7 separate regions of the Homo sapiens genome follow, and regions 1, 3, 4, 5, 6 and 7 are each linked to region 2. Evidence: chromatin loops called from intact Hi-C (ENCODE). Cell type or tissue: endothelial cell of umbilical vein. All regions are shown on one strand. Region 1 overlaps NREP (neuronal regeneration related protein). Region 2 overlaps STARD4-AS1 (STARD4 antisense RNA 1). Region 3 has its middle 17 kb from the start of EPB41L4A-AS1. Region 4 overlaps STARD4-AS1 (STARD4 antisense RNA 1). Region 5 overlaps STARD4-AS1 (STARD4 antisense RNA 1). Region 6 overlaps LOC105379122 (a long non-coding RNA gene). Region 7 overlaps NREP-AS1 (NREP antisense RNA 1).

What was found. A loop is a pair of places that touch in the nucleus more often than their neighbours do. Peaks named below come from ENCODE experiments on the same cell type or tissue, not always from the same donor. Only the 100,000 strongest peaks of a DNase experiment are listed, where the experiment ranks them.
Region 1: it touches region 2 in a loop (2.9-fold over the local background); 52 of 110 quality-filtered maps call a loop at or near these places.
Region 3: it touches region 2 in a loop (8-fold over the local background); 99 of 110 quality-filtered maps call a loop at or near these places.
Region 4: a loop joins it to region 2, with 12 times the contacts of the local background. A loop is called at or near these places in 31 of 110 quality-filtered maps.
Region 5: it touches region 2 in a loop (9-fold over the local background); 33 of 110 quality-filtered maps call a loop at or near these places.
Region 6: it touches region 2 in a loop (4-fold over the local background); 21 of 110 quality-filtered maps call a loop at or near these places.
Region 7: it touches region 2 in a loop (6-fold over the local background); 3 of 110 quality-filtered maps call a loop at or near these places.

The regions. Positions count from the first base shown.
Region 1 is chr5:111,746,446-111,750,445 of GRCh38, reverse strand. All of the region lies in intron 2 of NREP (neuronal regeneration related protein), which reads left to right. Among named protein-coding and RNA genes, the nearest start is that of NREP, 8.7 kb to the left of the region's middle. In endothelial cell of umbilical vein, no CTCF peak of the experiment used is centred here; a DNase peak (open chromatin) is centred at 2,015; H3K27ac peaks cover 1,835 bases.
Region 2 is chr5:111,548,735-111,552,734 of GRCh38, reverse strand. All of the region lies in intron 1 of STARD4-AS1 (STARD4 antisense RNA 1), which reads right to left. Among named protein-coding and RNA genes, the nearest start is that of STARD4, 38 kb to the right of the region's middle. RefSeq lists an enhancer at 2,223-2,302. In endothelial cell of umbilical vein, a CTCF peak has its summit at 2,023 (motif pointing left); DNase peaks (open chromatin) are centred at 584, 794, 1,394 and 1,854; H3K27ac peaks cover 2,054 bases.
Region 3 is chr5:112,141,917-112,145,916 of GRCh38, reverse strand. It overlaps a transcript of EPB41L4A not described here. Among named protein-coding and RNA genes, the nearest start is that of EPB41L4A-AS1, 17 kb to the left of the region's middle. In endothelial cell of umbilical vein, no CTCF peak of the experiment used is centred here; DNase peaks (open chromatin) are centred at 1,996 and 3,016.
Region 4 is chr5:111,696,955-111,700,954 of GRCh38, reverse strand. All of the region lies in intron 2 of STARD4-AS1 (STARD4 antisense RNA 1), which reads right to left. Among named protein-coding and RNA genes, the nearest start is that of NREP, 58 kb to the left of the region's middle. In endothelial cell of umbilical vein, a CTCF peak has its summit at 2,381; DNase peaks (open chromatin) are centred at 2,444, 2,764 and 3,544; H3K27ac peaks cover 707 bases.
Region 5 is chr5:111,679,302-111,683,301 of GRCh38, reverse strand. The region is part of intron 2 of STARD4-AS1 (STARD4 antisense RNA 1); the gene reads right to left. Among named protein-coding and RNA genes, the nearest start is that of NREP, 76 kb to the left of the region's middle. In endothelial cell of umbilical vein, no CTCF peak of the experiment used is centred here; a DNase peak (open chromatin) is centred at 2,271; H3K27ac peaks cover 2,266 bases.
Region 6 is chr5:111,839,492-111,843,491 of GRCh38, reverse strand. It overlaps LOC105379122 (a long non-coding RNA gene), which reads right to left. Exons shown (of 3, transcript XR_007058900.1): 2 at 2,083-2,115. It also overlaps a transcript of NREP not described here. Among named protein-coding and RNA genes, the nearest start is that of NREP-AS1, 71 kb to the left of the region's middle. In endothelial cell of umbilical vein, no CTCF peak of the experiment used is centred here; no DNase peak of the experiment used is centred here.
Region 7 is chr5:111,937,014-111,941,013 of GRCh38, reverse strand. It overlaps NREP-AS1 (NREP antisense RNA 1), which reads right to left. Exons shown (of 4, transcript NR_046678.1): 2 at 880-977. It also overlaps a transcript of NREP not described here. Among named protein-coding and RNA genes, the nearest start is that of NREP-AS1, 27 kb to the right of the region's middle. In endothelial cell of umbilical vein, no CTCF peak of the experiment used is centred here; no DNase peak of the experiment used is centred here; H3K27me3 peaks cover 144 bases.

The DNA of each region.
Region 1 (4,000 bases), 200 kb before region 2:
TTTCAAAATCCTCAATACAGTGTTCCAGGGCGCCATTAACGATTGGAGTTGGCACAAAATTTGAAACTAGAAGTGGACTATTTGCTCCTTGAGAGTAAGTACTATGCTTTTATTAAGCTTTTTATTTCTAGGACTTAGGACCAGTCCTTATATTGAGTGAGTGAAGACTTAAGAATATTTGGGTAGATTTAGATGAGAGAGAGGAGTATTCCAGATAAAAGGAGTGCATTAGAGAGTTAGGCTTGCAAGAGTAAGCATAGTACCTTTTTACTATCATAGGGGAGATCTTCCTCCTTGTTTAGGACCTCTGTGCTGTCAAGGACAGACCTCAAAAACTAGACCTAGAAGTCAAGGACTTGATGTGCTAAGCAATAGGAAGCCCCTGAGCAGGCATCTTAGAGATGGCCCAGGGCTCTCACTCAGGTTACCAACCTGTCTCAGGTTCTTTGCCTTTTGATTGTGCTTAACAGGAAAGAACACACACACTCACTCACTTACACTTTCTGGTTAAAGGTACAGCTTACTTTATTGCTCCCTCTCACTCCCCTTAGGCTGGGGTGGAATGGTGGAGAGAAGAAAGGTCTCTAGCTAGAAGGAACTGGGAAGGGAAAAGGGAGCATGCTTATCCTTTTCTTGAGAAACTGGCAGCACTTTCATTGGCAGATCCCAGCAGGTTCAGCAGTGTCTGCTTGGCCAGAGAGTATGTTGCTGCCTTGCAAGCTCCCCGATAGAAAGATCATGCTTCCCTCCTGTGAGGCTGACTGGGTGCTGGCATGTGCTAATCAGTTGCACCCCCATGTACCTAGCTGCTTTTCTCTTTCCATTTCTTCCCGATTAACCATACTTATTGAAAATGTAAGCCAACGCTTATGTCATCACAATAAAATTGTTTACAATTTGAGGCCTACATGCTGTTACTAATGTAGTCAGTAGTGTGGTGACCAACCAAAGAGAATCTCCTCACATGATAGACGAAAATCGAGTAAAGCCAAGTCCAAGAGGGATTTTTTTTTTTTCCTGCAATCTCTTATAAATAGCACAGAATGTTACCTTGGAATGCATCAGCTGCAAGATTTTCAACATGAAATGATGTGACTAGCTCTTTTAACCCCTTTAGATGAGGTGGTACTTGTCTGTAAATCTCTCAGTAAAAGTGACATAGGTAAGCATTGCTCCTTGAATTCTTTATGCCTTCTCCACCTCATACCTTCAAGTAATTTTTTTTCACCTGCTATGTTTAGAACTTCCAAAGTTTTATTTCTGCGGCTTGACAGATAAGCCAGGAACTATATGAATTAATCCTTTATTTCTAGCCATAGTGGATTGTATTTTCTTAGAGGGAGCAGGCTACTTCTTATTCTCAACTGCCCCAGGATTCCCTCTTTCTGTGCCTTTGCTTATCTTGATTCTAGAAGGAATACACCTCCTGACAAAATAAAGCCATTCTTCAAGACTGAATTTGAATGGCAACTCCTCTATGAAACACCATAGTACATTCAGCAGGAATCTTCTTATGTTCCTCTGTATACTTATCACATGTTTAACTTTCTTCTTGCGGCTGGCTTATTTCTGCATGTTTTTCTACCCTCCGAGGTTGTATACTTGATAGAAGAATATTGACCACTTAGTAACTGAGCAACACCTTTCCCTTTTTGGTAGCAGTTGAGGCTGTGATGCCTTTTTTTTCCATTTCCTCTACCAGTGGGATGGTGAATTCAGATGTAGAAAAGTTTCATTACTGAGAGAGAACTTTCAGTAATGAAATTGTAGAGAAATTGGTGTTCTCTTTCTACAAAGTGGTTTGGTGTTCTCTTTCTACAAAGTGAAAGGAAACTCTAACCTTCACTGACATTTCCTAATGAGACCTTGGAATAGATCCCACACCATGAACCAGTCTAATCTGTGCTCCCATACCTAACTAGGATCTGGCACATCCTCAGTGATCAACAACTGTCTGCGGAATAAATGAATGAGTCAGTGGTCATGGATACATGACAATCTGTTATTTCTGGGCAGGACCAGGTTGCCCACTTTGGTATCATACAATGAGTCATGGCCGGACACTGCACTGCTGTGATAGCTTGGTTATAAGTCAGGCATTCCGGGAAATGAAATGAACAGGCACTGATGAACAATTTACTACTGAAAAGAGGCTTTCAGTGAACATTTTAGAAGGCTCAAATGTTTGGGAAGTAAGGGGGAAGAGTTAAGTGAGATCTAAGCACACTACAAAAATGACTCCTAAAATTCTGTGTTCCATTCTTTTGCACTCCTTTGGGCAGAAGAGGTCCTGAGAATCCAGAAAGCTAGGTTGGTATGGTCTGATAAAAAAGGAATATCACTTTAGGGTAGTGGCACACATCTTATCCACAACACTGGCTGTGGGGCGCCACTATGCGTGAGGGTATTAATGGTGCTTTTCCAGCGGGCAGCACAGTTTGTCTCAATAGTCTGACTGAGGCAGTCATGACAGTAGACCAAATCTGCCCTGGTTTCACAGGGTAATGAAATCTTTTAAAGTGAAATTGTTGCCCATTATGACCTTAGAATGGTTTCTAATCTAAGCTTTTTGCCTTGAAAGTGTTATGATAATCTAGCTAGAGATATTTTTAAATCCCTGATTTTAGACTGCTTGGTTCAGTGTTCCTCCTTATTTTCATGGAGCAAAATATAAATATAACTTATATTCAAGAAGGAGAAGGAGTAAATAACATAAGAGAACGTGGCATGAAAGGAAGGTCTGTCTGCCCCTTTTCACTGAAATTTGGGAACCAGAGCCATTGATTGAAAAGGAAGGGGGAGTAGCCAAGTAGTTGTTGCCAATAAAAATGCCAAGCCAAAGACTCACCAATAGGTAATTAAAACAACAGGGAGACTCATAATGTGCACAGAAGTTTTGCTGTGGCTGCCAGCTCCAGCTCTTCTCTCCCCCATCCCAGCTCTTACTCAGATCACCATCACACACCATGTCCTTTGATTACTGGAGCAGGTAACAGCCTTCCTGCTGAATTGAGTTTGATACATTTCCAGCAGGGAAAAGTACTACAGTCCAGTGGCTGAACAAGGAGAAATCTACAAAAGTTGTTTTGTTTAAAACGGGTCCAGGCATCCTGAGGACGCTTTCATTGGATAAAGTTGGTGTCTGATATATAACTTATTCTTGGACAGGAAAGAGTAGAAATTAGGAGAAGATACTGCTTCTTTGCCAGCCAACTTTCAGACTATCAAGGGAAAACTAGTCAGTATTTATATGGATAAAACTTATTGACTAAGGTGCTTATAAACATGACCCAAGTAAGGGTTTGATATTAACTATTTCCTCCACGAAGTACTGTTTCATGCCTCCCACTCAGTCATCCTAGTGAAAGCCACCCAGAAGGCTCATTGGGACCATGATGTCAAAGTCTGTTCTTGTGCTCATTTGCCAGACATTGTTGAGTGTCAGTAGATGAGTGCGCCATGTGGGTTAGGCAGCACATGGTTGAACACTTAACCTAGTGCCTTCTGCATCAGAGGAACTCAGTTAATAGTAGCTTAAAGAATGAATGCTGTGCAGGGAATGTACCCACCGTTTAAAAGCATGCAATATCGGAATTTCAGTTGTGTTGTTAACAGAATTAGAATTTGAATAGATAAATCATATGAACTAGCCCACCCCTTTCCTGAGTAGACTTCCGGGGATTTGGTGGCTTAGTTTGAAAAAATCTTTTTGTAAAAGTATTTTCTTTGCTACTTTGATATTTCCAGCCCAAACTAATGGGACTTACTCTTTGATAAGATGCTAATTGTATAGGATTAAAAACTGCCTATGAAATATTCAATACCTGCAGAATGTACTTAGTAAATATGTCTTTATTGACTGGGTAATTGAGATTATATACCTAGCCAATTTAGTTAATATAGGATCAAAAATTCTGTCCATATCTCTGAGCCCTTATCTTCACAATTTTAGTCCTTTATTAATTGGATTTAACTTTTCCAAAGCCTGGATGCTGTGGAC
Region 2 (4,000 bases):
TGTATGTGTCTCCTCACCAAGGCTGAAAGAAAAGGTCTGACAGGGAACAGCTTTTAACAATCTACTCTATCAAAGGCAGTACAGATGGTTGTTTTTGCTTTTAGCTTAACTGAATGTCAAATGAAAAAAAAAAAAGGCTTCTTCTCATACATATATCCAACACATAGAAAGAGGTTGAATTGGGGCTTGCACTCAAGTGCACATACATTACTGGGCAAACGTAATGCATGCTTAAGGGTGCGTGCACCCGTGTGCATTCCTGTATTTTAGGTGTGCCCTCTACTTTTTCCCTTCTCTGCCTGAAGCTGGAAATTTCATAGCAACTCAGCCTCTGCCAGTATGGGCTTGAGACCACAAAGAACGAGATTCTTTCCTGTTTTCCCATTGCAAAGCCTAAATGCCATTGTAAATGATTTTTCCTGGCGGGATGTATTAATACAAAAAGACAGGCTAAGTTCACTGTACCCATTAGCCTTGCTAACCCTTGTGGCTGAGGGCAATGATACAGAGTCAAATAATGTGAAGGGAGCTGCTGGAAACAGGCAGCAGTTGGATGACTCCAGGAAAACAAAGGTAATATGTCTGCATCCAGCACAGAGGCTCTCACGTGCCAGAGATGGAAATGAAGCTGTGAAAACAGAAAGTAGGCATGCACATCTCTGGAGGCTAAGGAAAAAAGGAGACAGAGAGGCAGACAGACCATGAATTAAGTGAGCTTGGGAATGCAGAGAAGACAATGGGAAAACTAGTGAAAGCTCAAAGAACAATTTGTATGCAGAGGAGTAGGAGCACGGCAAAGAAGAAATTCAACTCCTTAAGGATCTGTGTTTCGATCCACACTGTCCTTAGCCTAGCCTGAAACCCCTGCTTGGGAAAAAGTTTTGTCGTTTGAAAAATGCCCTTTTAAAATGACTTAGGCATAATTTCCTTCTCTTAGTCACTTCCTTCCTTCGCTTTGATACAACAGTCGCTTAAAGAAAAACCAGGGGAGAAAAGGTGGTGGAAATGCGTACAATTGGAAACAATTGCTATTGTCCTAGACATGTTCAATCTAGCAGAGACTGACAGGTGCTCTGCTGCTCAGAGGATGCAGTTAGATATGCTGTCATAAAATTAACACCTGGGGAACTAAGGTTTTGTGGGAGCAGCATGAAACATATATAATTTGGGACTCTAAGAAAAACAATACAGAATTACAATATGAAATTGTGAGAACATTCTTAGAGAGTTGGAAAGAGCCTAGGGAAGTAAGGGCCTTATCAGTTAATATCCATTATTTATCACATGTTACCATGACAACACCTGCAGGGAGCGGGGAGCACCTTTCCAATAAGGGGCCTTTAGTCAAAGAAAAATACAGGTCCATTTGTTTTTTCAAGACACAGCCTGCTCTTAAAACACCCACAATGTTGTCTGCTCATTAGACTAAATTCTGCATCCTGTACTGCTAATAGCACTTCCTGAGGAAATGGGTGGGAATTCCAAGATAGTATCACTAAGAAACTAAGTGACTTTAATTTCTAAGGGACTTTAGTTTCTAGGCATATTTCTAAGGGATGCCTAAATGACTGTATTATTTCACCTAAAATAATATACAATCTCTTGGTCTTGCAGCAGATCTGATGTTGATGTGTATGGTGTGAAATGAAAGAAGACAAAAGGTTCACCTTGAATCTTTCTAGAGGCCAAAGACAGCAGCTCATTGCTTACTTGTTAAGTACGAACTTAATGAGTACTGTTACAAATAGTGGGAGGCTCCCACAGAATATGACTTAGGAGAAAATAGAGCACTGCTGCTATAAGAGGAGTCTTTTGTTTGTGAAATCACAAGAACACCTGTGATTCAGCTCCCCAGGAACTTCAGTGGGCCAGTGTCCATTACTTTCATCATCAGGGATGTTTTCGTGTTGGGGCCTCTCTCTGAAGGTCCTGGTTTACCCCGAGGGAGCTTAGTGAGTCAGGCGCACAGGATGTGAATGGATGAGCCAGGACTTTCTTCTACCAGGGCGCCCTCTTGTGGGGATCTTATTAATTATCTTGCAAGGAAAGGGACCTTATACCCGGTTGCCTTCACAAGGCACAATTGTGAAGATTCACTTGTCCTATAAAGCCTCAGTCATCAGGCTTCAAATAGATATGCTCTCTCCTCTCTTCTCACTGTGGTTGAACTGGTCTACTTCTCTGTTTTCTTGTGACCAAGGTATGGGCAGCAACATGCCGCATGAAGAGTGCCCTCCTTCTGGTAAGAAGGCACATCACCAGTGACTTGCCCTTGTCCTTCTGTAGCTGTGTGCTTCTAAGCACAGGTAACCTAAAGTTCTCTGTCAGGCAAAATGAGTGTCCTGAGCATACTGCTTGCACCCTACTTGGGCATTCTTCCAAATCTTCCTAAATGTGCAAGACCCAGGCTACCATGCAGTAGTAGCACGATCATAGGTCACTGTAACCTTCAACTCCTGGGCTCAAGCAGTCCTCCTGCCCTAGCCTCCTGAGTAGCCAGAACTGCAGGCACACACCACCATATCCAGCTAATTTTTTTGTAGAGACAAAGTCTTACTATGTAGCACAGGCTGGTCTCAAACTCTGGGCCTCAAGGAATCCTCCTGCCTCAGCCTCCCAAGGCGCTGAGATTACAAGTGTGAGCCACCATACCTGGCTTATGCTTCTTAATTTTCTCCAAATCTTAATCACCCTTTAAGTCTCAACCTGAAAGTCTGGGTACGGTTGCTCTCATCCTCCAAGCAAGAAGTTGATAGATCTCTTTGATGTTTTTTCAGTCTTCTTTTTTGTTTTTTTTGAGATGAAGTCTTGCTCTTGTCCCCTAGGCTGGAGTGCGATGGTGCTATCTCGGCTTACTGCAACCTCTGCCTCCCGGGTTCAAGCGATTCTTCTGCCTCAGCCCCCGAGTAGCTGGGATTATAGGCGCCTGCCACCATGCCTGGCTAGGTTTTGTATTTTTAGTAGAGACGGGGTTTTATCATGTTGGCCAGGCTGGTCTTGAACTCCTGACCTCAGGTGATCCACCCACCTCGGCCTCCCAAAGTACTGGGATTACAGGCGTGAGCCACCGCTCCCGGCCTCTCAGTCTTCTTTTTACTTATCAAAACCTCCCAACAGACCAGGCTTACCAAGGAGAGAAATTGTGTTTGTTTCTGACTATGTTGCTCCGGGTTATGATCCGAGTGCCGGCCTGTTATCTGTCACATAACAGGTGCTAAATAGGCATTGGATGACAAATGACCAGACTCCATTCACTCACATTGCACACGCTCTTCTTAACTGCTAATGCATACACATTTGGTGCAATTCCTTGGCAGTGCTGCACGGCTAACAACTTATTTACAGAGTAAACAACTACCCACACCTCCTGTGTGTCAAACACAGAACTCCCTGGAGTGGAAAAGCAATCGACAAAGAAGATAAAGAGAAGTAGGGTCATAACCAGGAAAAAATGGTGTCTACAATGCCAAAGGAGGAGAGAAATGATCAGATAAAGGTGGCAGATTGCCACCTGCTGAGAGGGCAAAATTCTTAAGGGATTTGCCACTTATGTGGCCATTGTTAGAAACACTATCATGAGCAATTTCAGTTAAGTGCTGAAAATGACTGGCTCTGTGGTCAGAGACATAAACAGTACTATTTTTAATCACTCTTCAAGGTTTCCATGAAGAGTAAGGAAGGAGTATTAGAGGCTGGCACTTTGTGTCCACTACAAGAATGGTCTCTAAGCAGGTGTTAGATTTTATTAAATTGCAATCTTCATGTGGCTCCAGTGACAGGCTCTGATTTGGATGGCCTTCCAGTTGTGACCAATGGAGCTTCACATCCCCCCAAATCACTGGGCCTCCTTTAAACACGTCTCATTTAGCCTCTTTGGCTTCTTATCAGGCTCAAGAAACAATCTAAGATTGCAAGCGAGTGCACTCTGGAGAAGGATAATTGCTGTGAATGACTAAAGAAGGCCTCTCAGCATTAGTGTTATCATGAGCTTGAAAACCTG
Region 3 (4,000 bases), 590 kb before region 2:
ATACACTTCTGGATGAAGTGATATTGGGGCTGGGATGTAAGTGTAATTATGTATATTGATAATTGTCTCAATAGCTATTTAATAGATTGATATCAAATGGAGGAATGTGTCTAGGGTTGTTCTTGGCCTTTTTCTTTAATTCTTTTTACAGTGATTTGGTTGAGGATGTTGTATGCACGTTTATCAAATTTGGGATGATGTGAAATTAAATAGAATAAATTAAATGGTCAAATCAAGATCCTAAGTCTTAGGCTGGTTAAACTTGGTAGTATAGCAAGAATTGTTTTAAAGAGACTACATGTAAAGGCCACTACATGTGTCCTAAAGTCAATAGCATGTATACAGGATAAGTAGCTGTGACAAATCTGAAGAAGACAGGAAATGTAGTTGGCAGTGAAGATAGTATAAATCAGTTGTGTACAATGGCTGTCAGCAGAGTTAACTTATTTTTATTTATTTATTTTGATTCATAAAAATACAAAATCTCCATCTCAAATAGCATTCATTTAGCAGTTTCTTCAGTATCTCTGTCATTGACAAGTCAGCACTTCAAGTAAGATCTCTAAAATGGTGGTGCAGAAGAGATTTTACATAAAATCTCCGTTATCAAATTAAGATGAACCACACTTTATATAACCTCACTCTGTTGCCCAGGCTGGAGTGCAGCAATGTGATCTTGGCTCACTGCAACCTCCACCTCCCAGGTTCAAGTGATTCTCCCACCTCAGCCTCCCAAGTAGCTGGGATTACAGGTTTGTGCCACCACGCCTGGCTAATTTTTGTATTTTTAGTAGGGACAGGGTTTCGCCATGTTGGCCAGGCTGGTCTCAAACTCCTGACCTCAAGTGATACGCCCACCTCGGCCTCCCAAAGTGCCGGGATTACAAGCATGAGTCACCACCACGCACAGCCAGAATTAACTTACTTTTTTTAAACAAAGTTAATGTTAACTTAGGTTTCATTGATTAAAAAGTGTGGCATGGCAAAGGAGTGAGGGGATCCCCTCCCTCTTCTCCTGCAGGCTGGACTACCCTCTTTTCAATTCTAGGTGCTATAACCTCAAGTGGGGCATGGGCACAAGATTACATATTCATACATGTGACATTTATGTCACACATTCAACTATAACAGCAGTAGCAACAATTGCAACACCCATGGCCCCAATGTCTATCACCTGGGATGTCATTGCTACTTTCACCCAATTTAGATATAAATGACCTCTAGGTTTTCTTCTATCTCTACAATCCTACGATCCAGCTCACAAAAGATATCATCTTTGAGGATTAGGTGTAAATTCAGCCATGGCCAGTAAAGCCTCTAAAATCTCTGTATCCAACCAAGACCAGGCGCGGTGGCTCATACTTGTAATCCCATCAGTTTAAGAAGTTGAGGCTGGCAGATTGCTTGGGCCCAGGAGTTCAAGACCAGCCTGGGCAACTTGGCAAAACTCATCTCTACAAAAAATTAGCTGAGTGTGGTGGCACACACCTGTAGTCCCAGCTACTTGGGAAACTGAGGTGGGAGGATCATCTAAGCCCTGGGAGGTCAAGGTTGCAGTGAGCCGTGATTGCACCACTGTACTCCAGTCTGGACAACAGGGTGAGACACTGTCTCAAAATAAATAAAATAAAATCTCAGTGTCTAGAACACCAAAAGCTCTATGAGAGTGCAATAAGAATATTTGTATGTTGGTAAAAGAATGGGAAGTTAAGTATAATAAAATGCTTTTCCTTAAAAGTACATATCTATTGGGTTGATTTCCCTCATATTCCCAGGGCTGCTCCATATCAGGGTGGTTAAAATAATTTTAAGGAATGATTATAGGGAGAAAAGTAGGCACAGAGCCCTGAATTCTGTTTCTGAAGGCAGTTTATTTTCTGCCTTAGTGGACTATAGGCTTCAAGTCCAAAGATCCAGTCCAGTGATAATAAGGGGTGAATTGGAGGGTGGCCATAGCATAATTTATTATTCCAGGCTTCTGGTAGTATTGTCTTTGGCAACTGAGCACATTTCCCCCTTCTTTTCTATGTCTTCAGTGCAGACTCTGCTTTCTCCCTGTTTATACAGGGTCAGCACATGAAGTGATGTGGACAGAGAGCCCCACCTCCTTGGCTGCTGTGGTTGGTTCAGGTATTAACACGTGACTCAAGCTGGGCCAATTGGAGCCCTTGTCTGGGACTTTTCTATATTGGAGTCAATAGGGAAAATTGCTGTTGCTTCTATGTTCCTGGCACTAGAAGAATAGCTGAGGATGGCTGACTTTATCTCTTGTAGAGAAAGCCTGTCTGCAATAGTAAGAATGAGGCCAACACAAAGAGAGACAGGGAAGATAGGGGAGAAATGGTGATATTGAGGTCTGGATCTCAGTCTGTCTGACATCAGTGCTAATGAACCACTCCTTTTAAAATTTAAGTTGATTTGTATTTGTCATTTATATCCTGACTAATACAGCCTTCAGAAAGAAATATTAGAAAAAGCACTGTCATGAACTATTACTTCATTAACATAAAAACAGATCATTTTGGTATGATGATAATAAAAGTAGCAACAATCCATTAAGAATCTACTATATGTTAGGCACTGCAGTAAGTGCATTACATATTTTTTTCATTTAATCTTCACAACAACCTATGTAGTACCTGTATCAGTTTGCTATAACTGTATGACTAACTGCCCTGAAACTGAGTGGCTTGAAACAATAATTTGTTTAACTCACAAGTCTTTGTCTTGGTTGGGTAACTGTGGTCTGGACCAGGCTCAGGTGATCATAAATGGGCTTGCTAACGAGTCTGCGGTAAGTTGGCAGATTTCTAGGACTTACTAGTCTAGGGTGGCCTCATTCATAGGTGTAGAGTTTGGTCACCTGGGCACACAAGAGTGGATATTGCCTCTCCAGCAGGCTAACCCTAGCTAGTTTCAAGCAGGTGCCAAATGAGTGAGTGGAGGCATGTGAATCCTCTCATGGCTCACTCTTGGCACTGGCACGCAACTACTTCTGAAGCATTTTCTTGGCCCAGTTTCAAGGAATGAGGAAATAGTCTCTATTCTTAATGAGAGGAACTGAAAAGTCAAGGAGAGTGGATATAGAAAGGCATGGAAACAATGGGAACACAACTATTCTATTATGAAAGGTATTATGTGCATACACTTCAAAAGTTAAGAAACTTACTCAAGGTCATAAAGCTAGAAAGCAGCAGAGACAGGATTTGGGCCTTAATCTTCTGACCGAAAATCTCATTCTCTTTCAACACTTCTTTCTAATATTGCTGATTGATCTGTGCAGTCCAGATGTCACAGTGTAATTAGTTTCTAAAATAAATCTGTTCTTAGATTACTTTTGAATGACTTCTAAGTTATTATAAAAAAGTTCTTTGTTGTAATAAAGGTATTAACTTTCCATGAGTATATTCTTGACCCACACCCATAAGCATTTTTGCTCATATTTGTATCCACAATAAAATGAAGTTCATATTTTCATCTTGTAGCACAGTATCATTTGAATTACCAGATGCTATTTTAGAAGACTAGCTAAAATAACTTGCAGTACCTAGGAAGTTCTTAAATGGTGCTTACAGGAACTTGACTTCAGACAAATGGGAAGCCAGAAGATGGTGAATGAAAGGATCTATACACTAAAAAGAAAGCTGTCGACAGACAGAAGAAAGAGAGCTGCAGGACAGTGGAACTCCATCCCGTGGGATTCGAAGGAGAGGAGTAGTGGTAAGTGGCTATTATTTAAGTTGAGGAGTCTTAGAACCTAGTGTATAAGGCTCTGTGCATATCCCAGAGCCAGCCTTCTCCAAAGAAACTCAAAAGGGTAAAATATGGGGAAGAGAGACAAGGCACAGAGAGTCTGGTATTGCTCCTTAAGCAAATGCCCCACATTGTGCTTCTACAAAAATAATTCGGCTCAAATCCTCCTTTCATGTCTCACTTGGAAGTCTGAGTGTTACATTTATTCTTCTAGAATAGTTCTCACGGTGTTGTTGGGGGAGGAGGG
Region 4 (4,000 bases), 150 kb before region 2:
GTAACTGGGAAAATAAGTTCAAATGTTTTAAGAAGGTGAAACCATTCCCAAATCACATAGCCAAGAGATAACCTCTTTATTTTCCAAATCTCTCTGCTTATATATATAACACATTATACGTATCTCATGATTTTGATTTCAAAAGTCCAGTTCTTTTAGATATACTGCATGCAACTTACTTTTTTTTTAACTGAACAACATATTGTGAACATTTTTTCATGCCAGTTTATGCATCTCTCGCTTGTTTTGAATGTCTGCTTAGTATTCTGGGTTTTTTTCACTATACCACAATTTAATGAACTAGTACCATATTGAGAGACTTTTAAGTAATTTCCACTCACTCATTATTATAGACAATTCTGCAATGAAAATAATTGCATAAATTATCTTTGTGACCATGTGTAGGCATTGCAGTAGCGAGGCAAGGAAATGGTTTCTCCTCTAGAGCCTCCAGAAGTAAAATTGTAAGGAAAAAGAATAGGCAAAATTAAAGTTTTCAAACCTTTTACCAAACTACCCCCACAAAGATTGTACTAATTTATACAACCACTAAAAGCAAATTTGAGGGCTCCAGTATATTTTAAGCTTCCTATGTATAGGTGCATTGTGCTAAGCCATTGCAGATGGCATGATGCCATATCATGAGTACCTACGCCATATGGAGCTACACCCTGGCCCTGCAGAGTTCACAGGGCCACGTGTGCAGCCCAACCGCTCCGGAGCACAATTCAGTCAGCTACTGCAAGGAAAGCAAACATTTCTTTGGCTTGGCTTTCAAATCAATGAAGCCCTTCTTTGCAGTGGAGCCGAAGTCTGGGGCTCTGACTCAGAGCCACTGGACCCATTTACAAGTTATGGGTGAAATAGCAAGCCTGAAATCTCAGAAAGCTGATGTTTCTAAGATGGAAGGGATGGAGAGGGTTGTGGTTTACTTAAGCCGACCATAAACTTAAGTTCTACTCCTAATTTCATTGTTGAATCATTGAACTCCTAATTTTCATTGTTGAGGAGGAACAAAAAAGAAGTGTAGCTTTATTGGCTTTCAAACTTCAAATACTTTTAAATACACACACATAGTCACCTACACACAAACATACACATATACACATATATATCCCCCAACAAACATACACATATACACACACATACTCACCCACAAACATATACATACACATACAGAGCATATAAAGTACATTTATTCATTCATTAATTCCCATTCACCCAACACTCACTAAGCTGCTATATGCCAGGCATCATACTAGATAAACAGAGAAGGAGGAACTGGTGGGGAACAAGGCTTGTGGCCAAACTGATGCTGTGAATCCATCTCTAGTGGCCACTAAGTGTGTTAATTATTCAGAACCACTTTTCTCTACAGAGTAGAAATTTTTCTTGAGAGGGTGAAGGGCGTGACTGTTGAGCAATGCCTGGGAAAAAGAATGTGGGTCCTGGAGTTTCAAGCATAATTGGGTGAAGAAGTGGGAGGGGCACTCTGTATGCAAGGAGACAAATGCACAGCAACAAGAAAGAACAAGTTAAGGAACAACTGTGGAGAAAGCAAGCAGGGAGGTTTAGGGCAGGCTAAGGAGCATCTCTAATATGGGGCCATGGTGTTTGAACCTTTGTAGGGAAAACACTGAAGGAGTTTGAGGAGGCCAGCAACATCATGTGTCATCTGTATTCCTTTGTTCTCTGAAGAATGAATGTGCAAAGCTACCAAGTGCCATTTAGCTGCTCCAGGGGCTGGCTGGTAAAGAACATGGACAATTCCTGATACAGAAAGACAGGCGTACCCTCGGGCTTTTTGGATGCATAGCTCATGTGTTTAGACCTGTTATTTTGGCATGCAGAAAGCTGACCTGCATGGTTTTGAGTCTAGGGTGGCATAATGGGATGGACAGAATGGTGAAGAAGTACTTGAGGACCATACAGTATACTGTAATGAACACTGAACTGGAAGTCAGGGGACTTGAGTTCTACATACAACTTCCCAGCAATGAGCTATATACCATGCAAACTTAAGCAAATTAATACCATGTGTCTCTGGGACTCAGTTTTCCCACCTGTGAAATAAGGGTGTGAGGTGGACCATGTTTGGCAAGGGTGGGATATGCAGTTCAACTGTGCTGATGACACCTGAAGCATTTTCACTGTGACTCTAGGCCTGGAAACCCTGGGTTTCTGGGCTGACAACGATGCTTATAACAGGCAACATTGTACAGCTCAAGTTTCTCTTCACCCACTCCTCACTAAGTGATCACATGCCTTAGTTTCTTTCTTTGCAAACAACAAGTCACTGAGCAAACCTTACTGGCTATTTGGTCCAACAGCACAAGCCAGGAGTTCAGAGCCAGGACTAATGAATACCACTGCTGAGTTGCCAGATGGGAGGCAGGGGGCACTGTCGGATGGATGGTGTTCTTGAGAACATGGTTCTTTGCTGAAGACTGAGTGGAAGAAAGCAGAAAGGGAGACCACAGAAAGAGGAGAATACAGCAAAGTATGTTTGATCACCTATGCAGAGACACAGTAAATTGAGAAGCAAATAGCTTTAAATAAGCAGCTAAGTTTCTCACAGATTATAAGAAAAACTGGGCTTCAAAAAATTACCGAGTATTCCCCAAAAATTCACGTTTATGATCAACATTAATCTTCAGATTTCAAGGACTGACCATATGAGTCATCCATTAAGCAAGGATTTCTGAAGCAGCCCTGGGCTAAGGGCTCTTCTAGCTGTAGAAATTGGAAATCAAGATTTCACAGGCAACCCAGGGTCAATGTTGAGAGTTCAGTTTGTGTATTTTGTTGGAAAATATTCGAATACCAGGCTTTCTTCCTGAGACTGGATGTGGGGCAGGGAATTTGGCAAGATTTAGAGTTAATTCAAGTTCAGACACTGGCAGGAGAGCGACTTTGACACAGGAAAACCTTTTTGACGGCTAAATATACAGACAACACTGCCTTTCTTCCCTGAAAAACTTTGATGGTTGTGCCTCATTGAAGCCTTCCAGGGAGATTTAACAGAACAATTTCTTGTGGTTCTGTCTAGCTTTTATGATTTGATGAGTTAAATAGGTCTCCCTAGATGTCATCCTCAACCAAGGAGACTAAAGGAGAGCCCAGGGTAATGCCAGGTCATGTTACAGTATAAGAATAAAAGCCACGGGAGACAACTTGGTAGAAAAATCATCATTTTTTAAACTTTGTTTTTTGCTGTTTTGATGCAAGAGAATCAGTGAATTAGAGAAATAAGCCTGGGCCAACTAAGCCTATTACTACAGGGCCTTTGGCTATTACTTGCTGACAGATTGCTTCTGACTCAAAAATTCAGAAATTGCTCACTATTAACTGCATACTTGATGCTTATGCCAATAATATTCTTTGTTCCAGAAAGTAAAATTCGGAAAACTCTGAGGGGACTTTGAAGTAAACTGTGAAGCAAGTGGCATATCAGCATCCTGGATGCTTTGTGTAATTTTCTCTGTCACCATTAACAAGAAGAATGAAGTACTGGCAACCTGCCAGAGAAATGTTCAGTGACGGTTTGAGCGCTTCGCCTTGAGTGCGTTTGAATGAAGTATTGGATGCCTCCAGAGGTATTTGGGAAGTGAGTGTAGGAAGCAGATTTGCCTGCAGCACAACTTGTCATCTCTTAACTGTGCTCCTACATGCTGGGCCTAGAGGCAGGAGCTTCCTTCCTTTCCCGATTTTACCCTTGCAGTCCTTTCCATCCTCCCACTCCTGTGACCTTTAATGTAGGTCTCTCTATTAAAATCTTCTAGAGAAATAGCATCTAGAAGACAGCCTAGGGTTTCTAGAAAGACAGTCAGTTAAAGATGATGCCACGCTTTGCAGAGGGTTAGGGAGAGTATCAGAGTAAGGAGGAAAGAGGCTGTTACCCTGACATCGACGTCCATCATGTCGTTGTGTTTTTCAACACTTTAGGGCTGAAATATGAATGCATTTTAACATCTGTATGAACACCTGTTACGGGCTGAAT
Region 5 (4,000 bases), 130 kb before region 2:
TTTTTTTTTTTTTTTTTTTTGGAGCTTTTTAGTTCAGACGAAAAAGAGAGTTATGGTCTCTAACTTCCTGTCTATGGCCAGCTCTGCCATGGATGGCACTATGCCCTCTTAAATTCCCATTCTCTCCATCCACTCACATGTTGCTGAACAGCTTTGCCAGGATTTCATACAGGGAAGCCTTTATGCCATACATACAGCCTTTTCAGATGTCACCTCGAAATCATCTTCATCAGCCTTGAATACTTGGATCCCTAGAGGGGTTCCTGGCACCCTAAACAGCAGAGGCCCTGTGTGTGAGCTTGAGGCATGAAGCCACAGAGGCAACGGTACCCTCTGGTTGAAATGGGTTTTCAATAACCCATTTCAGCAGCTCGTGTGTCACTGAGCTGCTGCTTCTCCGCTCCTTTCAGTGAAGGGAAACTTCAAAATATTTGGGGCATACAGGATTCATGATGCATGTTGAACAGAGGGATTCATGCATCATTTAGAGTTTTCCTGTGCTTAAGGAGACATATGGCGGTCGTGTTTTCTAATGTAAATATCAGAACCCTTGGCTACATTTGTCGAAGCACAAGGACAGAATATTTGAAATCAAAATGATCTTAGAAAAGCCTGTGTATATGGTAAGCACATCTCTCAGGAGTTTCCAGACCAGCAATCTTTCTTTGCTTCGGGATCCCCTTGGAATTCAGTTCTCTCTGCTCTTTTTCCCAAAACACTCTCAGTTTTTCTGGTCTCTCTTCAGTGTTTGATGTTGATAGAGGTTATTTCTTTACTGAATTATTTGCCTATCACCCAGGCCACAGGCAAAAACATCAAAATATGACCATCCTTCCTGCCCCCGGGAACGTCACTAGCTGAAAACCTTGTGTGGTTCCTAAACATCAATGTGGCTGAAGTGCCATCTAACTCTAGAATCAGCTGTCTGCCCCTCACTCAGTGCTGACTCTCTACTTCCACCCCAAACTTATTTCTGCTCCGTAATGGTAATAGCAATGACGACAATGATAACCGAAATTTAGCCAGGGCTTCCTAAATCTCGGGGCCTTATTACTCATTTATATTCCCACATAGCTTCCTTTAACCCCCACCTGGGAATTTTGAGAGCTTCCCTGAGGATAACATTTAAAAGTTAAAATGAAACCTTGTTTTAATATTAAAAGCAATACTTAGAATTATATCAGACTACTAACATCAGAAAATACAGATAGCCAAAATGAAAGAAAGTGATAAAAGCACCCATGGCACAATCCCAAAGATCACAAGACAGCCTGGGTGTTCTTGGAAATTCTGCTGTTTAACAGGATTTAAACAACAACAAGCGCAGCGTTATGAGGCAGGATCTTGCACCCCAGCAAAGGTCCAAGGGAAGTGGGACTTTCGTTCCTCCAGGACAGAGTTGTGAGGAGGGGCCTTCCCATGCAGGGTGAGTTAGAGGTACCGGTCAGCCTTCCACTGCCCGGCCTTGCTCACTAAAAGCTAACATCGTAGCCCTTTGCCTCAGCCCTCCATCCCCTGCACTCTTCCCTGCCCCCCATAAATACCTGGGAAGTTGGGGAGAAGGGGTGGCTCCCAAATAGCTACTTAAGAGGGATCTAGGTTTGGCAGACACATGCAGCCCTGGTTGCTGGGGGACATGTCTGGAAACCACATTCACATAGAAAGCATACTGCTTTTATTTAGAGAGTATGTTTAAATAAACATACACAGCAGATGTTGGAGGCTGATGGAGACTGTAGTGGGGCAAAAATCCTCCTAAGAAAACCCTTGACATTGGACTGTGGTTGACCCCACCAAGGAGAGAAACTTCGTATCAGATTATGCCCCAATAGAGTGCCCCTGCCTAGAAAGAAAAGGCAGCCTCGGGTGGGCAGGGTGTTGGAGACAGAAGGGACAAAAAAAGGGGCCCATGACAATGGCTCTAGGTTATCCATTTGCCTGGGTCTGATTCCCTCAGGACCCAGGCTGCAGCAAACAGCTTGCTTTCTTTATCCTTATTGAATTAGAAGGAAGTCAAGGAAGCCTGCATGATTGTAAGTCAGGGAAATGTGAGCGACTTTCAAAAGCTTGCAACATCAAACTTTCCCATTGGAATAGAGCCAAGCCAGGGCAGATGTGTCAAAGTCTGCTTTTGGCTCCCTTGCTTGCTCACTCCAGGAAGGGGGAGGATGAAAGGAGAGACGGGAGAACAGGAAGGTGTACATATAGTCAGTAATGCTGCATTTGGTCCTAGGAAGGGAGAAGTACAGGTCAAAGGGGTCCCACTTATTGGCCATCACAGTCTGTGAAAACAAAAAGCAAAAACTGAAAAGCAAACAGCTCTCTGCACAGGAATAAAAGAGGAGGGAGGAGGACTTAATGGAAAGTCAGGGCTGCCTAGAGGCATAACAAATAATCACAGGCCGGAAAAGTACAGTGGAGGGGAAAAGGAGGGCTAGGCAGATTCCTCGGCAGGGCTTCGGGCTATTTTCTTTGGCATCGTATCAATTATGTTACTGTGGCCTCTTTGAATTTGGTCATCTAATGCTCTAAATAAATACACTGTCCACATTTTTACAGTCTTGGAGTGGGGAGAACCTTCTAAGTCTAACAGGAGGCCCAGAGTCCATGAAGGAAAGGTTGACAGTTTGGAATGATTAAAAAGTCAAAACTTCTTTTTGGCAAAAACCAGTTCACAAGAACAAATTTAAAAGCCAAATGAGGACTGTGGGAAAATATTTGCAACACAGATAAAAGACAAAGAGTTAACATCCATTATAGCTAAAATATTCCAATAAAACAACATCAAAAGACCAAAATCAGAAGGAGGGAGACTAAAATGAACAAATAAGAAGAGGCATTTTAGAGAGAAAATTACAATTGGTCAATAAATATTTGAAAAATGCTCAAACTGACAATTACATAATCCATAATACACAAAGGTTATTTTTTATTAAATTGGCAAAATTTATAAAATTTTGATGACATATAGTGTTTTTAAGCGGATAAGGAGGTAAACCCCTTCAAATTCTGTTAATGTGTAATTTCTGTCATGTGTAAATTCGTATGACATTTTTGAAAGACCGTTTGGCAGAATTTTTCAAATTTAAAATAAAGACATTCTACAACCCAGAAGTACCACTTACAGAATTTATTTTAGAAAAGTACTGGGTCTACTGGGAAAGGGACATGTGTGAGTGTGTGTGTGTGTGTGTGTGTCTGTATGTGTATATTGTAACACTGTTATAAGTGCAAAAAATGGGAGACAATGCAAATACCATCAATAGGAAAATGGATCAATAATTCATGTAACATCCATACCAAGGAATAGAACAAAATGACCAAAAAAAATGAGATGTATCTACATGCACTGATGTGGTGCTATGTTAAATGAATAAAAAGCTGTAACATCCCTTGGGGCTCTGCGGTTGCTGGCATCTCCAAGTTTTTGGGCACTGCCACATCCCGCCTTGTCCAGACGCCAGTGCCCAAGGAGGAAGCCTGTCACTGCACACCGGGACCAGCCACAGGCTAAGCGCAGAGCATGGTGGGCACAGGATCTGGGCCAGTAGTGTGAGCTGAGAGCAGCCTGCGAGTGAGCCCAGTGGGCCTGAGTGAAGTCCGGGCAGAGGCACTGATGGCCACCGAGATTTCTGGCTGGCTAAGTGGCACCAAAAGGAGTGTCACATAGGTACATATAGCATATATATGCATATAGGTAAGCATGTATTGCATATCCTTTTTACAACAATTAAGACAAATATCTATATATGTACACTTGTATCTACACTGAGGAAAGTATACACAAAGAAAACATACACACACACACACACTCAAACTGTTTAAAGTGGTTAAACGTAACGGGATGAGGCAAATGACTAACCAAAAATCATTTTTCATTTGTTACATTTCTTTCTTGTTTGAATTTGTTATAGCATTTATCACTCTTACAGTTAAAAAGCACAATAAAAAGATGTAAACCGACATGCATACATTCATATTACTCTCCTACTGTAAGCAG
Region 6 (4,000 bases), 290 kb before region 2:
AGTGAGCTACAAGAGAACACATATAGACAACTACACAAAATCAGGAAAACAAATAATTTAAACAAATAAATACAAACCATTAAAAAGAACCCAACAGTAATTCAGGAGCTAAAAAATGCAATGACCCAAGTGAAAACTTCCATATAGAGCTTAAATACTTCCACAGTAAACTTAATCAAGCAGAAGAAGGAAGCAATCAGCAAGCTTGAAGAAAGGACATTTAAAATAACCCAGAGGAACAAAAAGAACAAAAAATTTTAAAAAGTGAAGAAAACTTATGGGACTTTTAGGACACTATCAACAAAACCAATATATGTGTTATGAAAGTCCTAAAAGGAGCAGAGAGAAATAAAGGGGAAGAAAGTCATTTTAAAGAAATAACAGAAACTTCCCAAATCTGCAGTGGGAAATGAACATCTAGGTTCATGGATCCCAAATAATCAAAAATAGATTAAACATAAAAAAGATCTTCACCACGACACATTGTAATCAAACTTTTTTGCCAAAGACAGAGAATTTTAGCGAGAGAAAAGCAACTTGTCGCACAAAATGGAACCTCTAAAAAACTATCCGTGGATTTCTTAGCCAGGAAGAGTGGAATAATATATCGTAAGTACTAAAAGAGGAAAACTCAATCAGGAATATCTCACCCAACAAACTTGTTCTTCAGCAATGAAGGAGTGAGAGATAACGACTTTCTCAGAAAAGCAAAAGTTGTGGGAGTTCATTACCATTGAACTTGCCTAACAAGAAATGCTAAAGGGAATTCTTCAAGTTGAAATGAAAGGGCACTATTAACAACTTGAACTGTATGGAAATATATAATGTAAAAATATAGTCAAATTTAAAACACTCTAATATTGTAATGATAGTATACACATTACCTTTATAGCATAAAAATTAAAAGGCAAAAATGGTAAAAATAACAAATAATTTGTTAATGTATGCACAATATAAAATATGTGAATTGTGACAGCAATAACATAAAATGTCGGGGCAGAAGAAGTTGAAATGTAGAGTTCTGGGATGTGGTAGAAGTTAGGTCTTTATCAATTTAAAATAGAATGTTATAACTCTAAAATATTTATATAAATCCCATGGTAAGCACACAGAACTTGGTGCTAGTTTCTCCTTAACTAAACTCACAATATTCTGCTACCCTTGAAAATCCTCTGGAAGGAATGTAGTTACAAACTACATTGTCTCTAGCATAGCAAATCATATTTCAGGGGAAAATATATCCATGCTCCAAATTTATTATTGAAATTGAGGCTCTAGAAGTTTGGAGAGTGGAGATATCACAGACTTTTTCCAGCCAACAATTACTGTAAAGAGTCTAGGTGTTGGTAGGTGCATCAAGGAGTCACATCTTATACAAAGATATGGCTCTAAACTCAGTGTAGATGTTGGGAATCATGTCAGAATGAAATGAGATAATACATAGAGGTCTACAAGAAAGTATAGCACTCAACAGCAATGTTTCATAACAAAAATACAATCACACCAGAGTTTTCCATCCAGTAGGCCCATAGATATCTCAGGGTAAATCACAGAATGCTGACCAGAGAGGCTTGTCACCAAATGCATCTTGGACTCTAGCCTTCCAATCTATAAGATTCAAAAAGCATGAAACATTAGCAGTAAGCAAAAGCTGAAATGTTAACTCTAACCCAAAATTTTCTTATCTCTACTCTGCTTATTGACCAGAAGAGGGGTCTCTAAACCTATTCGAAATCACTGAGTCCTCTGAAACTCTAAGGCCTCCCACTAAGAAAAAATACAGGCCCGTACTTATATAAACAAACCCCTACATATAATTCAAGGGTGTGCCCTAAGGAGGAGGGAACCCCAGGTTTACGAACACCCCTACCACCAGAATTTAAGGCTTTTTAAAAAAATTAAGTCCCTGTCTACCCTTCTAGTCTCATCTGTAGACATTATGTCTTCCACTACAACCGTATCACAGTGTATCAGACCATCTTTTGTGCCTGGCCTTATATCCTATTGGTCTACCTTTTAGTCCAGCTACTGCTATAGAGACCAGCTTTCTAAAGGTATAACTTAACAATACTTCAGCTGTACCTCTTATCTCTTGATTTCTGTCCGGGGACATTCCTGAAAGGATGGAAAGAATGCTGTTGAGAACTTTCTTGACATGTACAAACCTGAAAGTACAAAGTAGTTAACAATTCATGGGGCAACCCTTGACCAGTGGAGGAAAGGAGCTGATGGATAAATATTCCCATGTTCTAGCTTTCAGGGGCACAATTCTGAGGCATGTTTTATATAGTTCTTCAGAGAGTCTGAGCAGAATTGTGCTCCAGATACCCAGTAGGACCCTACTTGATAATGCACCCTTGTATTGGTTCTTCCCTATCCTTGTTTCACTCTTCCAAAACTCCTGTACTTATTCTCTGGGATCATGTTAATAAATCGCATGCATGCAATCCCTTTTCTAAGACTATACCTTCAGAAGAAACAAACTTAAGCACACAGATCTACACAAAACAACTGTAGTTCCACCTGTATGCCTTTCCTGCTGCTCCTCCTTGAAGCTGAAATACCCTTCTCCTTTTATATTAGGCAAATCTCTTTCTCTTTCACACCCTTGCGCAAATATCTTCTGAACCACAGGTCATAAACTGGATTTGCCTCTAGACCTATTTTGTTTGGTTCATAGTTTTTCCTGTCAACATCTTTACTATTCCTATTTGCTTACATGTTTATCTCCTTGACTTGTGGAGTTAAGGAAAAAGATTGTGTCTGATTCATCTTAGTATTTATAGTAGCAGTTTATAAGTATTTAATAAAATATTGTTGACCAGTAAGTGGATATGAGACAGCTTTCTAAAGAGTGACTGACTTAAGCTAATCTAACCTGTGCCTCTTATAGGTTGCATGACCTTGGGGATGTCACTTAAACATTCAGTCTCAGACTCAATTGAGAATGCACTGGACTGCAGGTAACAGAAAACTTAACTACAGTCTCTAATGAGAGTTTGTTTATTCTCTCCTGTAACAAAGTCCAGAAGCAAACTGCTGAGCCAATATTTCTGATTCTTTTGGTCTTTCCTTCCTGGTCGCATAATGGCTATGGTAGCTGTAGTCCTTAAATTTACATACAAGGCAAGAAAAAGAATGAAGAAGAGAGACAGCTGTGTTGGTTCTTTTAATTAAGAAAGCAAACAAAACAAATAACCACCACCAAAAAAATCCCGAGCATACAAAGACTTCTCAGAAATACTAGCCGATCTCTTTTTTTTTGAGTCATGAGCCTGAACCGTGTTATATACCCCTAACAGCAGAGCTATGACATATATGTGTGGGAGTGTGTGTGTGTATAAATTATATGAGACATGCATATAATAATGATTTATACTTACGTCATTATACCTAAATCGCTAAATAACTTATGTCATTATACTTAAATCACTAAACAATGATTTGTGAAAACAAATACTAAATTGAGGAAAAGCACATTTCTCTCTGAAACACGATCAGGATGTTGTTAGCAATTTGGATGCGTTGATGGGATGAATGGATGTCAGGTGTCTTCCAAGTGTCTGCCACACTCCTACTCTGTAAAATGGAGTTAATAGTAACTAACCTACCAGTTCTACAGAGTCTCATGAGGTTCAAATAAGATAAATATATGTGAAAGGGCTTTGTAAAAAATACTATGCAGATTAATACATTGTGCATATAATTTATCCAACACTAAAATCATTATAGGTACATAAATATTTATTAAGACTTTATATTATTATAACAACTTTTGCTCCTACTTCTGACAAAGGGCCTTAAGTAATATTATATATTGAACTAACGTGGTTGTTCTTCTTTTGGAATGTATAGGACTATCCCCATAGCAATAACGGTAACCATAACAGAAAGGTCACCAACACTTCATTATAATTTAATGACAGGAAAGGAAAGAAAAATACGTCATTTTAGTTGTACAGGAGAATTTTGGTAAGAACATACTGTAACCTGACCAGGA
Region 7 (4,000 bases), 390 kb before region 2:
AAATGTGTTTTATAAAACATAAATGTACTTTGTGGATTTTACTGAAGACTTATTGAAGACATTATATGACATATCCATACCCAGAAATCTCGACCTTGCCCTATGTGCCTCTCCCTTTGGCTGATTTTTAATCTGTATCCTTTCACTGTACTATAACCAAAAGTATAATGGTTTTATTGTGTCCTCTGAGTCCTTCTAGTGAATTTTGGGGCATGAGTGTGGTCTCAGGGACCCTCAAACTTGCAGTGAGTACCAGAAGTGAGAGTGGCCTTGGGCAACTCCAAACTTGCATTAGGTTTCAGAAGTGAGGGTGGACCTGGGTACTCCTAATGTTTGCATGAGGTCACCTGCCTCTCTTCTCTGTCTTCAGAGTCGGGGCCCATCCCTATAATTGTGACTCCCCTCCACTAGGACAGAGTAGTTGGGTGATGAGTGGTGTGTGGTAGAGAAAGGCATGCCTACTTTAGCTCTTCTCTCCAACGTTTTTGCCAGTTGGAAGGGATGGGAGATATGTGTCTACTGAATTCTCTTTCTGTGGACCTGGAACATGGCAGACAGACAGACACTTTGATCTCCTTGCCAGTACGACTTCATGTCTGCTGTAGTTTGGAGTAGCAGAGAGAAGGCAACAACTTCCTGGTTGTCTTCTGAACTGTACTTTGATAATCAGTAGGTAGAAAAGAGAGGGAACAGTATTTCAAGAACTGTTTTTGTTTTATCTTTTATCCCTATCCTTAAACTATATTTTGTTTTTGGTATTTCGTAGTCTTTTTTCAGGTAAGGTATATTAGGCATCTTTATTTATCACAAAAGGCTATCACAGTGTTTCCCTTTATGTAAGGAGTAAATTGAAGGAATAGTTTTGTTTTGACAACTTACTGTGCTATTCTTGTAGAGTGGCTAGCAGTGGTAATTTTTCTTTGAATGCAGTAATTCAGATTGGGATGTACACTTGATTCTTCTTCTTCACTGTAAATCTGTAAAGTTTCCATGAACGCCAAGTTAATTGAACATTGAATGATTACTCCCACAGGAAATAAAGAGTCAGATTCCTATAAGCCTGTGATAACAGTATTTTTGTCAGCTGATCAAAACATAACCTTGTCTTATATGTGTTTCTTTTTAAAGATAACGTATTTAATATGTATCATTGATTCATTAACTTTGGACTCATGGCCAACAGCATGGATGAAGCTTATCCATTTTCTCCATAAGGCACATAGCAGCCCTCTTGTGCTCAGGAACACTAGATAGAGTTTCTGTATTACACTTGGGGACCATTTTAAACAGCAAAATCACCAACAAAAAGCACAAAAATTCAAATAACGTGGTACTAAATAGATCATGAAAAGGACACTTGTTTACGGTAAGAGCTGAAACAAAGAGGTAGAATATTGCCTTGTTTGACCTCAGCTGTGCACTTGCACGTGCGGCAACTCGAATTTTTTTTTGCCACACTGTGCTAATGACCACTAATGATCACAGACATGCTGCAAATACTGATTTCAGGGTTACAAATAAATTTAAGTGAGTAGGCAACTTCCCAAATATGGAATCCACAAATAATGAGGATTTCCCAGACTGTAATGTCTGGGAAAAAATGCTGATTGCTCTAAAGTATCTTTAAAAGGGAAATTGATGCTTTGGTTATGATGTCCTGGCTCTGCCAGAAATGATAGCTCCTTGTATTTTTCCTACTCCATCATTCCAGAGGAGACAGGATCAGAATCTCTGCCCCTTGAGCCTACTTTTTGCATCAGATGTTTGCTGTGAGAAGTAATGAGTCTTGTAAAGGAATGTGGTTCATTTGCTAGGAGGTGTTCCATGCTGGAAGATGTGAGGCTCCATGGACTGTTTGTCAGGAATAAAAGTAGTCGTAGGGAGAGGGTAGAAAAAGGAAGGAAGACCAAGAGCAAGGGGGACGGTAATTTCTAGGCATGATTAACAGCAACAAAAAATCTATCTGTGAGTCTATCCTAGATAGATTATGAGTAAGATACTAAGTAAGATCAGAGTCTCTCCAGTAATCGATGGACTGATCCAGGTTGCTTTTCCAGCTACTACAAGCCATAATGGCAGGGTTACATTCTTTTCATCCAGTAAGAAAACTACTTTATGTTTGTTACAAAGTAGTCATTATCTATCTTAATTGCTTGTCAAAAGGTTTTGAGAGTGTTGTTAGAGTTCATGGGTGATCTCTGAGCTGCTGACTGCAGTATACTAAGCTGTTGATCAAGAACAATAATGGTAGCTAGTATTCACCAGCTTTTTATGCCCTAAGTTCTGTTCCCAGTACTTTACACGTACGAAGGCATTTAAAGTTTACAATAGGCCTTTGAGGTTGGAAATGATATTATCCCCAACATGATATTATCCCCGGCATAGGTTCGGTAACTTGTTCTAGAGGTCACACATACAGTAAGTGACCGATCTGAAATGCAAACTAGGCCATGTCATCTGCCTACAGAGTCCATACTCTGATACCATCAGCCATTACACCATACTGATTTTTCTCAAGGAGAAAATGAATCTTGAAATTTTAGTTTAAGTTTCACTTGCCTGGATGCAAAGATTGATTTTAAATTGAGGAGCATACTCTTATCATGAAATAAAATAAAAATAGGATGCAATTGTTGACAATAAATCTGGGTAGTTTTGGCTTATAAAATGTTTATCTAAATTGTGTTCAGTAATTTGGTGATCCATCTGATGACTTTATTAAATAGATAGGATAACTGGAAAAGGAAAGTAAGAATCAGCCTTTGTATAACAGAAACAAACTATGAGTGAGGGAATGGAGCTCCCAGAGAGGAGTGCAGCAGGGGGCAGAAGTCCAGTGCCCTGGGTGAGCATGGCCAGGAAGAGTGTGTTACTATGAGAACTCATAGACCAAAGCTGGAGTCACTGGTAATCTTAGAAGGACTGGATGGACACAGGGCCAGAGGAAACCCTGAGGGAAAGCTGAGCCAGAATGGAGTCAAGGCAGAGAGGCAGACACTGAGGTTAGATTACAAGAGCAAGACAGAGCAGGCAGAAATGGGTGCAAACGTCAGCACAAGGAGAATTTGGAGAGGACTAAGAAGTCAAGAGCAGGCATAAGTTGGAGGTCAGCTTTGGCCAACCTAACTTTGAATCAGGTGACCAGGTAAATTGGAGTCATGGACTGTTGGGTCCAGTACCCTGTGAGATTATGTGGGTGACAGGCTGCTGCCCACTCAAATGCTGAGTTACCTGGTGGGACAGGAAGAGGGAAGGATCTGGTACAAGAATGAGAAGTAGAGAAGCCTGGAAAAGTACCCTTTAAAGGAGTTCAAAGGAGTTGGGGACTTGGGGCAGATTTTTCCTTTGGGGAAAATAGATGGGTCCTTTCTACCTGAAGGTTCTATTTTGTAATTGACATGGTTGTTTTATACTTTAACCAGGATTGTGTCTCTTCAAACTTTGTTGCACTATCAGAAGGGAGGATGTTAATGCTCCTTTTCTCTGTATGCAGTTAGATAGCTGCAAGTTCAGGGAAGAGAGGAGGTAAGTGTTGAGAGCTGTATATAGAAAATTAGTATTTGAAAAATACAACGGGAATAATCTTTACTTCATACTTGGAAAGAGACCATTAAAAAGCATTCAAAAGTCTTGAACAATTCAAGTTTGATTTGTCCATTTAGTGAATCATGCTTGAATACTACGTGCAGGATTCTGCTAATCTTGGAAGTTATTCCAGTGAGAAAGACAGTTATGACCCCTGGACTCTAGGGTGTTACACTTATCTGCTACACTTTCTCAGTAAAGTCCAGTTTTTGCTTTTGGCATCATTTAAAACTGAAAACCTCAGAATGTACTGAAGTTTAACTGTTAAGCTCTTCTCTGATTATGTTGTGAATTATTTGTTAGGTAAGATCCCTCTCCTCTGAAGGTGAAAGGTGCTGTTCTCCTGAAGGGAGTGGCCATTCCTATTGTCAATTGTAAAGAAATTAATCCCAGGGCAGGAAATGAAGTCAGGGAG